Linked DNA regions of Homo sapiens: region 2 is linked to region 1. Evidence: chromatin contacts called from ENCODE Hi-C or POLR2A ChIA-PET data. All regions are on one chromosome and are shown on one strand. Each heading gives the region's core, a stretch centred on a gene start or an enhancer-like site at or near the end of the contact. The rest is flanking DNA. Distances are from core to core; before and after follow the strand shown.

Region 1 (6,639 bases), core at 2,305-4,804:
ATGTTCTCACTTATACGTGGGAGCTGAACAATGTGAACACTTAGACACAGGGAAGGGAACAACACACACTGGAGTCAGTTGGGGGAGGGGCTCCCGCTCCCCCAAACCCACTGATCCACCAGCCTGAGGCCACCTTGAGTCAGTCCATCAGCTGATGAGGCCCAGGTCTCCCAGGTTTCCAGCAGAGCAAGGTTTCCTGGGACAGTCGGTTTCAGGGCCTTAGGTCTGCACCCCGTCTCATCCCGGCCATGATCCCCTGGCACCTGTCACTGCAGCCTCACTGGAAGGAGCAACGTCACCTCCATGCACCCAAGCAATTTCTCAACTCTGCCACAGACACATTCCCTGGAGCCCTCCACTCCCACCCTCACACTCTCATCAACACACACACACACACACACATACACCAATACACACCAGCACACACGCACACACACTCATTCACATGCACACTCATGCAAGGCTGGCAAATTTCAACTCACCCTGTAAGACGATTTTGCCCTCTGTGTGAGGCTGGTACCCCAGTTAAATAACATGAACTCCACCGGAAGAAAGTTATTCCCTTTTCAATAAGTTCCTTTTCAACAGCTGCTAATTATATCAAGGAGTTTGATGCTAGCAAGCTCTAACATCTTTCTAGCACTCATTAATCTCACTTATTCGCAGAGAGCAGGCCTCAGAGCTGTCCTGCAGGCAGCAGCGTCAGGAGGGAGCTGGCTAGCCTTTCTTGTGTGTATTGCCTTCTACTCAGGGCAGATGATGTGCTTTTCTGTTGATGGTAGTGGTACGGTTTCCTGTACAATAAATGCAAGAGGGCCTTTTTTAAGTGAATTAAAGAAAAATACTACATTAATAATGGTATAGAAAGTTTCAGAAAATAGCACAGGTGGCAAGATTTGTCTTAGGGGTCACCTTCAAGAGGCCCTCCCTGACCTTCCTGCTCTCTGGAGTGTCCCACATACTGGACACCTGTGTTATCATGGTGACCATGTGTTTACACATTGGCCAAGCTTGTGGCCCCAGAACCCATCCAGGCCTGGTGCTTTGGCTTTGCCAGGTCAGTGCTTGGTCCCATGGGGTGAACGCCTCTAGCCCTGGTACCCTGTGCTCTGCCCAAATCTGGCCACCCATCCACGCCCTAGAACAGCAAAGATGGGAGGTTTCTACCATTTCTGGACACAGCCTCGTCTGATGGGTCAGTTCCCAGTCCAGAGGCACTTTGCCCAGCCATGGCCTGGGACCTTGGGCAGGCTACTTCTTCTCTCTGAAAGCCTTGGCCTCTGTCCTGGGTCCTGACCCACATTCCCTGCTGCCTGCCAGATCCTCCACTGGGATGGTCCCCTCCCCTGCTCCTCCCAAACCTTCCTGCTTCTTTCCAGACCTGCCACCAGCCTCCCTCCTCCCCAGTCCCACCTCAATGCCCCTAATGGACAGCTCGGTGGCACTGGCCATCTCTCCCTCCCTCAGCCTCCCCTCCCAGGCAGGATCATCAGGCCTGCGGCTTGTGCCTCCCTCCTGCTGTAACCACCTTGCCTCAGACTCTGCTCACTGCCTCCCAGAACCATCAGCTCGCCCTTTGAGCAGCTCTGCCCATCGACAGCCCCTCTGCCCTGAAGAACCCCCACCCCGCACAGTTCCAATCAAGCACTCCCTCTTCAGCCCACCGTGGCTCCCCATCACTCACAGGGAAGAGAAGTTTGGACACCAACATTTATGAAGCCCCTGCCATAAGCTTCAGGTTTATAGCTAGGCACGTGTTCTCCATATAGCACCTTGTTTAATCTGCACAACAGCCTTTTGTTAATCGTGTTTTACAGATGAGGAAACTGAGACTCAGAGAAGCTAAGTCAATCCCCGAAGGAGGTAGTGGGGAAAAGACAATCACGTGGAGAGAATTGTGTACAAAATGGCACAAGGGTACATGGGCACTGTGCACGTTGGAAAAGGTTGAGTGGGACTGGAACCGGGGGATCAGCGCCGAGCAGGGGTGAGGCCAGGAAGGAAGTCGAGGCCTGGCTGAGAAGAGCTTCCGGGGCCCAACGAGCTGGAGTCGGACCACTAGGGGAGCAGCAGCTGCCTAAAGGGGGATTCACGTGCAGAGAGGCAGGGGCACAGGTGTCTCAGGAGGCTGGATGGAGGGGGATGCACCAGGCCAGGCAGGAAAGGACTAGGGACAAACCCAGGCAGCAGGGCAACCAGGGATGAGGACTCACAGCCTGGGCAGAATTAGCGGGAGCTGGGTATTCTGAGGCCAATAGAGGAAGCCAGAAAGGCTGGGAGCTTCCCTGCTGAGCAGCTCAGGGACCTGGCACTCGCTTTCTCCTCCCTACCCCTCGGCCCCACCTGACATGTACACAGATTTCTCCAAGTTTCACCCCTCCCAAACCCGCGCCACCCACACGCCAAAATGTGAATCCCTGGAGGGCAGGGGTTTGATCTACTTTGTTCCCTGCTGATCCCAGTGCCTAGCACTCTGCCTTGTTTGACAAAATATGATGAATGAATAAAGGATCTGTAAATGAATGTGCTATATTGGTATTTAGGAAGACAGAAAGGGAAATCCATTTGCAAGGGAAGAAAAGCAGCTCCATCTGGGACCTGTGGAGTCTCTCCCCGCACAGGAGTGGACACCATGCCAGCAGATGGCCAGTGACGACTTGGAGGGTCGGAGCTAGCAAATCCATGTGACTTGCTTTTTCATCCTCTCCCTCTCCCTGCTCTCCCGCTGGACCCGGGAGGGCCAGCTGTGCCTCCATCTACCCGAGAGGCAGTGGGCATGGTGAGTGTGAAGGCGAGAGGCACAGGTGGTAGCCCTGCCACTGCTGACCTCATGGACCAGTCCCCCTCCCTGAACTGCAGTCTCCAGGTCGACCATGGGATGACACCTCCTCCCCTCCACTGGACGTGCCAGGACCTCTGTCCTCTGGCTGTCCTGGTTTCTTCTGGGACAGTCAGTCTCCAAACAGTGCCCCACACACCCACCGCCTATCTCTGGACACTGCTGTCTGACCACGTGGCAGGCCTGGTAAAGGAGGCTTCGTCCCTAGCCTTGAGTGTCTGGTCTACAGGGCCCAGAACAGTGCCTGACACACTGTAGGTAGTCAACCAATATTTTTGAGTGAATGAAGGAATGTCACTCTGACTGGCTTGTTTTTACTGTCTTTTCGAGAACCTCGGAGTGACAGTTAACTACCAAATCAGAGCAACAGCATTCTTAATCATTACGACAAAAATGAGCCACTGTGACAGTGTGGTTATATTGATACAGTCACTTCCCGCAAGTTCCTCGGACCCTGACAGCAACTCTTTCGGTCAGAACACGAGTCTCATGTCCATCTTCCACGTGAGGACCCGCAGCTCTGAGAGTCAGCCCCAGCCCAGGCTGGGACGAAGGGCCAGCTTCCGGGTGCCCCGAGGGACCTCTGAACCAGGGTGTGGCAGTGGCGAGGACTGGGGAGATGTGATCTCACCTGAGGGTGGGGTGGTAGAAGCCTGCTCAGTGGGGACATGAAAGCCAGGCATGAAAGCCAAACGCTCCCGGGCACCCAGTGCGGTGTGAGCACTCACAAAGGCATCCCATTGTTTGCTTTCTACAAACACCAGGACAAACAGCACCTCCCGGGGCTTCATTCCTGTGCCTGTTGACCCATAGCAGTGGACAGCACACACTCCATGCTGGGTGGCTCCACTGCCCCCACAGTGGGGCCCATGAGGATGGACACCTGGTGGACGACTCTGCCAGGGCCCTGGATGTCCTGGCCTCCCAGGTCACAGAGAGTCCAGCCCTGCCCAGACCACCTGGCTTCTTAGCATCCAGCTTATCATCATCCGGGGGCCCCCAAGCTTCCTAAGGCCGGGCAGGGTCCTGTCAAGGGGTTCACGTCTCTGAGTGCCCCAGCATTGCACCCTTGCTGATGGGGAGGGGGATTTCAAGTCGCGGGGGAGGCTTGGATGGTGTTGCACCCAGATGAGCAGGCATCCTCCTGGGCTTGCCTCGGGGCCACCTGCCAGCTAGGCTGGGGGTGGGGTGAGGGTAGGTGGTGCTCAGTTGGAGATAACCCTGACATGGCCAAGTGGGGAAGGCAGCGTCCAGAGGGCCCCGGGAATAAAAGGGCTGGACCAGTCTGATCTGAGGGCTGGGGATGGCTGGCTACGGGGCTGAAGGTCAAGAAGGCCACAGACGTGGCTTCAAGGAGCCCCTGCATGCTGGAGGAGGGGACGGAAGCCGTGCAGGGAAAGGGAAACAGGGACACCACCAGACCGAGGGCAAGCAGGGGAGCAGGGGTTGGGTAGGCGTGACTGCTGCAGCCCCAGTCCAGTGTGCATAGTTACTCCGGGCAAATGGCTGCATCTCTGTGCTCACGACAAAAACAGCCCTGCCAGCAAGCACCCACCCCATTCCTGACCATAGTAACTCACTCTGCATTCAGGGGACCCACGGCTCCAACACTTGGGGCTCCTGCCTCCTGCCTCCCACATAGAATGTGTCTCTCAGCCAGCTGCCGGGAGGCCTTTGGGGAGAAGGATACCTGCTTCCCATCCTGGCCCCAGATTTGGTATCATCATTATTACTTTGCAATTTAAAAATCAGGCTCATGCCCTGGAACTCACGTCACCCACAGAGCAGCTGCTGCAGTAGGTATCTTGGGCTGGAACCAATATGCTCCAAGGCACTGGGATCCTTACTTTCAGCTACATCCCCAGGGCCTAGCACATAGTTTGTGCTTGACAAACACTTGTGGGAAGGAAAGAATGAAGAAATAAATGCTAAAAATAACAAATACTTATCTACTATACACCAGGCCCTGTTCCGTCCCCTTTACCTATATCATCTCGTTTAGTCTTCACAGCAACCTGAGGGGTAGGCACTGCCATGGTTCCCATTTTACAAATGGGAAACTGAGGCTCAGAGACATTAAACGGCTTGCCAGTTGCCAGCAGAGAACAGAGCTAAGCCTCAATCTGGCATCTAGGTTCTCCAACCTTCTTCACCTGCTCTTCCTGCTGGAAAGGCTCAGGATGTGTTTTCCACGTGGCTTGAGGGCTCTGAGAATATCCCACCATCCGAGACATCTGTGACCCCGGGACTCAGGACATCCGGCCCTCCCCCACCCCGGGCTCCTGTCGCTGAAGTCAGTTTCACCCTTGTGTGTTGCAGCCCCACTGGGATGAGGGAAGCGATACACCCCTCACACCTGAGCTCGAATTATTTATGAACAGCCCTCCAGCTACGGGCAGCTTGTGGGAGGCAGGTGGGGTCCCCTCTGCGCCCCATGCCTGCCCCCATGTCTGCCGTCCGTTTCCCTGCTCTTCACCAAGGGCTGGCCTAGGTCAGGCACCGAGCTGGGAGCTGGGCTGTGTGGAGGACGGGGTGTGCCCTGCCCACAGGAACACCCAAGAGCATCTGCTGCAGAGAGCCTGGTGCATGCGAGAGACAAGATGCCTGGAGCTCCAGGGAGTGCCGGCCACTTGCCGCGGGTGTGATCAGAGCCGTCTTTGTGGAATAAATGAACGAGTGGATGATGACTCAGCCACCAGTGAGTTAGTAAATATTGTGTGTCCCTCACAGGCTGGGGGCCATGGAGAGAACCCTCAGCAAGGCCATACTGAATTGCGTGGCATCTGGTGAGACTAGGCTCAGATAACCTTCCTCAGATTCTTCCAGGCAAGTAGAAAGATTACGTTAGTGAAAATGCTGTCCAGCTCTGTGCCTGTGAGTGAGACCCCCAGGGCAGGGCAGGGCAGGGTTTACGGCATCCTCCTCCCCCACACCCACACTCTCCACCCTAGCCCTACTTTCCCGGCCCAGAAACCACCACACTTCTCCAGGACTCAGATGCTCCCTGTGGACACGCGGGCTACAGATGCTGTCCTTGCCCCAGCCGGATCACCTTGGTCCTCCTCTGAGGTCACCTGTACTTCAGTGGACAGTTCCCATGTATGTGGCCCACTTCCAACCTGGGGCCTGCACGGGTGGGGGTCAGCCCCAATTTTCTGTGTGGCCAAGAACTTCATCTGCAGCTGTGGGTCCAACCACCCTCAGGGCCAGGAGAGGAAGTCCTTCCTTGGGCTCAGTCCCTCCTCGGGCTCAGCTCTCCCCCGGCCCTGCCAAGACAGGGGTGAGAAGACAGGAGCTTCTTCCATCTTCATATCCCGAGGGGCAGCCTTTGCTGGGTAATTTCTTGTGCAAGACCCATGGGGTCCTCACAACAGCTTTGGATTGTCGTCCCCACTTGACAGTTGGGGAATCTGAGACTGAAGTCATCACAAGGCCAGTGTCAAAGCTGAGAGCAGTGCTAAGAACTCCTGCCCGCCGTCCCGAGCCCCCAACATCATCCCCCGACCCACCACTGTCCTCAGGAAAGAGGCAGAAGTAGATGATACTAGGATGGTCCCTAGCCTGGCTATGGCGAGCCCCTGTTGTCCCCGGCGTGCCAGTGGCGGGCGGAGCTCCCCAGGGAATGCTACAGTGGAACCCAGGAAAGGATGGGACTGCCCTTCCTCCAATGAGAGTCCTGGAGTCGGGTTGGAGGGTAGCATGGAGGCCCACCTGCAGGATGAGCTTGTACAAGTCACTTAGCGTTTCCGCGCACACTCTTGGACACACACACACGCATGTGCACACCCAGCCCGCCCTCC
Region 2 (6,730 bases), core at 1,938-4,437, 43 kb before region 1:
AAGGGTCACTGTGAGGATGAAATGGAAGGATGCACACAAAGTGCCCAGCATAGCCACTGGCACCTGTTAGATGCTAAAAATGGGAGTAGCATTTGATGTAGCAGCAGCAGCGATGATAGTAGTTGCAATCATCATAATAATATTATTACTTTTTGGCATCGCCAACGGCCTGCTGATCTTCCCTGTCTGGATCCCCGAGCAACACTTCCAAGTCTGTATGGCAGAAAGTGACCCCATTACATCGCCATCTCTGGTAGCCAGCCTCCAAGGTGGCCCCAAGCCCCCAGCCTTCTGTACTCCAGCGCTGAGTGCCCTCCTCTCACAGTGAATCAGAGCTGGTCTGCAGGACCAAGTAAGTATGAGGGAGTCTCCTGGATCTCATGAGGGGAACCAGACACCATCTCATGAGGACACTCAAGCAGCCCTGTGGAGAGGCCAAGTGGGGAGAACTTGAGGCCTCCTGCCAACACCTAGCACTGCCTTGGGAGCCATGTGAGTGCACCATCTCAGAAGCGGACCTTCCAGCCTCGGTCAAGCTTTCAGGTGACCACAGCCCTGGCCAACATCCTGATTTAACCCCATGAGAGACCCCGAGCCAGGACTACACAGCTAAGCTGCTTCGAAATTTCTAACCCACAGAAACTGGGAGTCATATAAAATGTTGATTGTTGCTTTCAGCCACTACATGTTGAAGTAATTTGCCACAGCAAATTAACACACTATATAAACCTGTCTGTCCTAACACGTCCTTGTTCCAGGGAATGCCATTCCCTTCCTCCTCATCCCAAAAGCTCACTCACTGCAGTCTCATTTCTTTGCTGCATCCAATCTGCTGATTGGACATCTCTTGATGCCAGCCTCTGTTCTCTTGTCCCATTACTCTTGGAGCAATAACAGCCTTTTACTGGACACTCATCATGTGACAAAGTACCTACTTCATGCCCTGTTTTTGGTGCTGAGTTTGCTCACAGAAAGTCACAACAACTGGAAGAAATAAGTTTGTTGTCCCTGTTTTTAGAGTGGAGACACCTGAGACTCTGAGATGCTCAGTAACTTGCCTGAGTGCCCAACCCCTCCCCAGCAGGTTAATTAGAGAATCAAACTAGAATACCATTTTGCCCCAAAGCCCATGTGCTTTCACCAGTGGGCACCGAGGCAAGGCAGCTCAGCTCTGGCTAAAATGCAGATCCGACCATCTGTCCTGCCCTGCTTAAAAGCCGACAAAAGTCCCCCACCCCAGTGCCCCTGTCCTGTCCATCCTTCAAGCTCAGGTCAGTTGCTGCTCCTTGTGCCTGACACCTCTCATTGAACACCATCTTCTCTCCTGGTAATTACCCATTTGCTCTTGGTTTAGAGATGGGCACACATTCCATCTCCCACAGGAGACAGTGGGGTTCTCAAAGGAGAGACCGCCCAAGGCCCACTTGGTGCACACAGACCCATGGGAAAGGATTTACGTATGTGGGTGGAGTGACTGTCACATAATTAATAACTGAGTCTATGAGTGAATATGCTCAGAAATCAGTGATTCAATGAATCAATAATGAAAAGCTTTCTAAATGTGTGGCTTACGTCATGAATGAATGATGGGTTGATTGAATAGGACACTGCCTAGATTTAGGGTCCTGAGACTGTATATGTGTCTTTGCCAACAGCAAAATATTTTATTACATAGATGATCGAGAATAGTATTCAAAATATTTAACAAACAGTACACCATGGGCACCAACCGCTCAGGATGGATGCCTCCATAGGCTGGGTCAGGCAGAGGGTCTCCCGTTGGGCCCCTTCAGTGCCAGATCCTGGGAGGCTGGGGGCGTGTCCCAGGAGAAAACTAACATGGCGGAGGGCACAGGCGGCACTGGAGAAGCTCGCGCACAGCCCCTTATCAACCTTGCGGGAGCATGTCAGTGTGGCGCACCGGGGCCTGCTGGCGGATGCAGGCCCGCATGTGGAGTTTTCTGAGCATATCCACGGCCAGCCCTGGGCTGAGCTTGACTTGCAGGAGCTCATTCCATCCTCAAAGAGCACCATGAGGTTGGGACTACCGTTGTCCCATGTTACAGTGAGGCACAAGAGGTCGCACAGCGAGTAAGTGGCGGAACCACGACCTGGCCCAGGACTGCCTAGCAACTGCTGGGCAGCCTCTCCGCGCAGCGTGAGGCCCCAGAAGCCCGGGCCTGCGGTTCGCCTGCGCGCGCTACCTGCGCAGGTGCTGGGCGGGGCCGGCAGTGGGCCTGGTCTTTCCGGGCCCGGGATTGGTGGAGGCTCCGGGGCTGACAAGGCGTGGCCGGAGGCTCGGCCCTCCCCAGTTTCCTGCTCTCCCGAGCCGAGTGGCTCGCCCTGATGCGGAGCCCGGCGGTCACGGGAGAGAAGGTGGCTGTCAGGCATGCCCCTGGCGCCGCGACCGCGCCACGGACGGCGTTTTCCAGGCGCAGTTGCCACTGTCCACTTGCCACTGACCAGCCGTGGGACTTCGGGCAAGATGTCACCTCTCCGAGCTAATTTTCCCCATCTACGAAATGGGATGACGACGACGTGCATGGCCTTTCCGGCCTGGTGTGCAGATTAAAGAAACACCTATATGCAGGGACCTGGACATTTACTGTCACTCTTCTACATTGTTGGAAGCCCTGGGCAGTCAGGAAAGGCCACAAGTGGCAGGGGTTGGTGGACTCTTGCGCCTCTCTGTCCCAGTGGGGGCAGAGTGGGGAGCTTGGCTGGGTCCCGCGCCCCTGGCGCTGCGCTGCGCCCCAGCCTCCTGCTGCCACCCCCAGCCCTCCGAACTCCTCCAAAGGCCGAATCATTTCTCCTTCCTTTTCGCTTTTAATCACAAAATAATTTTGGTGCCCAGAAGCCTTCCTCTCGGAGGAACATTTGTGCGGGATGATATCAGCCTAATTAAGCCTTCAGCTTCGGGGCTTGATTTCTTTCCCCCCAGATCCCGGCGCTCCCTGCCAAGCAGCCCTGGCCGGCCAGGCGGCCGGCTACCTGCACTTGCCGGGTTCTGGAGCCTTCGGGGCCCGTGCGCCCCCCTGCCCCCGCGCCGTGATTGATATCTTGATTAGGCGCCAGGAGTTGGCGGACCAGGTGTTACCTCGGCGCGGGCTGGAGGCGGCGCGCTCTGCGAACCCGGCCCTGAAAGGCGCAGGCATGTTCCGCGGCAGCAATGAGCCTTTGTTTGCCTTGGCAGCGCCGCGGCCTCCCTGGGGCCGGCCCCATAAAGGGTTTCTGTTCGGGCTGGAGGACTCATTGTCAAAAAATTGTCCCTCGAAAAATTAGCATGGTACAGTGGAGAAAGCGGAACGCCCGGCAAATGACAGCTGCTGGCCCCAGACAAGGTCCAGAAAGCGGAGTTTTGCGGGGTGCCCGCTCCCAGAGGCACCCCTCCCTCCAGGCCTGGAGAGGGACGGAGGGGTGGCAGAAGGGGCCGGCAGGGCAAGGGCAGGCAGGGGTCAGATGGGGAGTGCAGCTGGAATTGGGGTTGATGGCTTACCTTCCCTAAAAGGTGGGGCATCTCCCAGGGGCCAGGAGGCCAGGTCTTTGGTATGGGGTGTTGGAGGGCTTCTGAGCCAGTGTCAGGACCAGAGGGGCAGCTGGGTTGAAGAAGCGGGGTGAGGTGAGAGGGGGGAAGAAAGAGAGAGAGAGAGAGGGAGGGGGGGGAGAGAGAGAGAGAGAGAGAGAGAGAGAGAGCGCCTAAAGGTTATGTGGTTAATTGAACATCAACAGCCACAGATACGATTATGCCCCTTTGTGTCTTTCTCCCAGTGTGTTGATGGAAAAGTAACTAGATTAAAAGGGCCGGGAGCTCGGGTTGGAGGGGCCGGGCAGTGGGGGGAGAGCCCTTCTGAATGCCGACCCGGGGCTCCCGCAGTCCCAGCAAGGAGGGAAAACAGTCAATTAGAGAGGAGAGAAAAGATGGAGTGAGCTGTGGCTTGGCATTTGCATAAAGGCTGGGCCCCAAAGCTGCCACCCTTCGAGAGGGGGGCAGGGGTTCCCAGGAGAGAGGTTGGGAGTGTCATGGGGGTGAGGCACATGGTAACTGTTGAAAGTCTCCGCCCGAGGCCCCTATGCACACATTGCACATGAAGCCGAAGTAAGGGTTACTGGGTGTGTGTATGGAGCATGTTGACGTCTGCGCGTGCGTATTCTTGTCATATCTGTGAAGTTGCAGACATCCACATTTCAAGTGGATTGCACCTGTATAGCTTGTGTTGGCCTAACTCTCTGTGTTGTGACCATGTGCACAGATTTATGTAGGTGTGAAAAGACAGTGGGGAAAATCCCGTGGGGCCTCTCTGATGGGGCCCAAGAGCATGGCTGGGTCAGGGGGATGTGGATTTGCTGACTCGATCCCACCAGCACAGGCAGGCCATGGCCTCGAGGTTTCCTGTGGCCCTAAGGAGCCTGGACCTGGAACTAACCCCCAGGCTCGCTGGGTACCTGAGCTGCCTGGAAAATCTTCCCAATCTTTCCAGTCCCCTATTTCCATTAGGCCCTGACCCCCTAACCTAGCCCGTCAAACAACCTCGTCTCTGAACAGGCAGGTTTTAGGCTGAAAAGACAGAATCATACCAACCTGAGATCCAGTGCCAGCTCCGGCTTCATGACCTCACACACATAACCTCACTCACACACAGCCCAGAACCAGGGAGCCTGTGCTCTCGGAGAGACTGTCCCCTCATGAGGAGACAATGCCATCCAATTATAGGACTGTTTTAGGGCTTCAGTGAGATCTTGTACTGAAGTGGGAGGGAGTCCATACTACAGCCCAGCTTGCCTGGGACCGCCCAGGTTACGCCTGGGGTCCTGCATTATTATTCATAGTGCCCCACACTCTCAAACATGTCCCGCTTTGGATTACAAATTATATGGCTACCCCAAATATAAGTGGGGCCGCAATAACTCTTCTTCTCTCCCCTTCCTCCTTGCCTTCCCTCTTTGATTGTCTGATTGACGCACTGCTCCACTACTCCAACCCTCTCTGCACTCCTGGCATGAAACTCCTGGAGTTCCCTGATGTCCGTCACACCATGTGCAACAGTAATAGTAGTTAATGCGCAACAGACACTCAGTGGCTTAACAGCTGCCCGGGAATAGAGCTGCCTCAGGGACTCTGGGTGCAGCGGACTGCCCTCTGCCCGCTGGGTTTAGAGCAGGGCAGGGCATAGGAAGAGAAGTAAGGCCTTCGACACCCCTATGACCGTGGGCTACTACTGACAAACAACAGGGTAGGGCCGTGTTTCTGCATCCACTGTCCATTGGAATCGTTCTTTTGTGTGGACAAGCCCTTCCTCCCCTATTGCAAAGTGATTCCCTACCCATCCAGGCCTGAGACTTTTGTCTTTCCCTGAGTACTGGGATCCAGCCTCAGTCAACATTTCACCATAAGAACGGCTATGATGCAGGTTGTGGAGGGCCTCACTTAAACAAGCACGTCGCTTACGTCACGGCAGACCCACAAACAGGCCCTCATTGATTTGTTGTAGTTGCTCCTGGTTAGGGACGTTCACCACGTAGACCAGGGCCCTACATAGGTGACTCAAGAGGGCAGCCCGGGTGCCTGGGAGCAAAGCGCCAAGCCTTTGTAGCCAGGAGGCACTTCAAAGCTAGCTCCCAAGGGACTTCTCAAATAGGGCTAATGGGGCACACGAATTTATCCCTGCCTACTCCTGAGACACCCTGGCATGACAGTAAAGAGATGTTTAAAGGTGAAAATCTGCTAAGACAAAGAGTATGATAGAGGAGGCATCAGTAAAATTTCAGAAGCTTGAATGCAGATAGGAGAAGGGTCGTTTCTTTAGCCCTGTGGAGAAAGCTGAAACCGAGGTTTATAGAAAAACAGGAAGTCCAAAAAGCCGGCCAGAACCCCAAAAAAGCTCCTAAATTGGAGACATGTACAGAGATTTTTAAAAAAATTACTTTGCCTATGAAGGATCAGGCAAAAGAGTAGCACTGGACAATGGTTGCTTAAAGACAGTGGAGCAAAATTTTGAAATTTTGTATGCAGGTAAATTAATCAAGCATAAGGGTAGAATAAAAATGTGGGTCATAAAACTTCTCAAAAATTTACCTCCCATATACTCTTTCTCAAGAAACTACTGAAGGATGAGGGAGGCTTTGGGAAAGCTAAAAAGATGTAGCAGAGGTTCAGAATCCTCAGTGAAGGAAGGCTTCCTGGAGGAGGGGGCATTTGGAATGGATCTCAAGGGATGGGCAGGGTGTCAGTGAGTTAAGGTGGGGGATGGAGCAAGGAGAATTTCTGGGTAATGGGAACAGCATTGGCTCTGGCAGGGCGCTAGGGGAGGGGGTTCAGGGTTGTCTTGCCACTGGTTTGGTGGAAACAGGGAGAGATGCAGTTGGCTGGGGCCTGACCACAGCAGGCTTTGAATGGCAAGGAATCAGGACATAATTCTACAGGCCTGAAGGACCGTGAAGAGGGGCCCTAGGGCTGGGAGATGAGAGAGGCTGGAGGGGCCCCCAGGAAGGGGGCCAAGGCAGAGGGAACGCAGGTCTCCAGGCTGGGTCTGGGCGCTGATGAGATCACGTGTGAAAACACCACGTCACAAGGGGCCTCCTGAGAGGTGTGGGCGAGCCAGAGTGAAGACTGTTGGGTTGGAGGGACTGGGCAGAAGCCCAGCTGTCTGTTAAATTTCCCAGGAGAGGAAGGCTCTGAGCAGGGCAGAGGGACTGGGTGGTCACCAGGGCATAGAGCCACCCGCTTTAAAGC

Evidence for each region. A loop is a pair of places that touch in the nucleus more often than their neighbours do. ChIA-PET counts read pairs that join two places held with the same protein, here RNA polymerase II (POLR2A). Pooled maps may share reads with other maps.
Region 2: a map of PC-9 shows a loop between it and region 1 (6-fold over the local background). The contact joins two enhancer-like sites. A Hi-C loop is called at or near these places in 5 of 168 maps with a recorded cell type or tissue (Caco-2, HepG2, PC-3 and 2 more), 1 of 37 single-sample maps with no recorded cell type and 3 of 50 pooled maps. POLR2A ChIA-PET finds 5 or more read pairs at or near these places in 3 of 52 experiments (HepG2, WTC11 and activated CD4-positive, alpha-beta T cell).

What each region holds. Positions count from the first base shown.
Region 1 is chr2:120,396,271-120,402,909 of GRCh38, reverse strand. No RefSeq gene overlaps it. Among named protein-coding and RNA genes, the nearest start is that of INHBB, 53 kb to the right of the region's middle. Within about 2 kb of position 3,554, at least 5 of the 41 ENCODE cell types and tissues checked have a DNase peak (open chromatin) inside an H3K27ac peak, as active enhancers do.
Region 2 is chr2:120,438,633-120,445,362 of GRCh38, reverse strand. No RefSeq gene overlaps it. Among named protein-coding and RNA genes, the nearest start is that of LINC01101, 24 kb to the left of the region's middle. RefSeq lists an enhancer at 2,623-3,248. Within about 2 kb of position 3,187, at least 10 of the 41 ENCODE cell types and tissues checked have a DNase peak (open chromatin) inside an H3K27ac peak, as active enhancers do.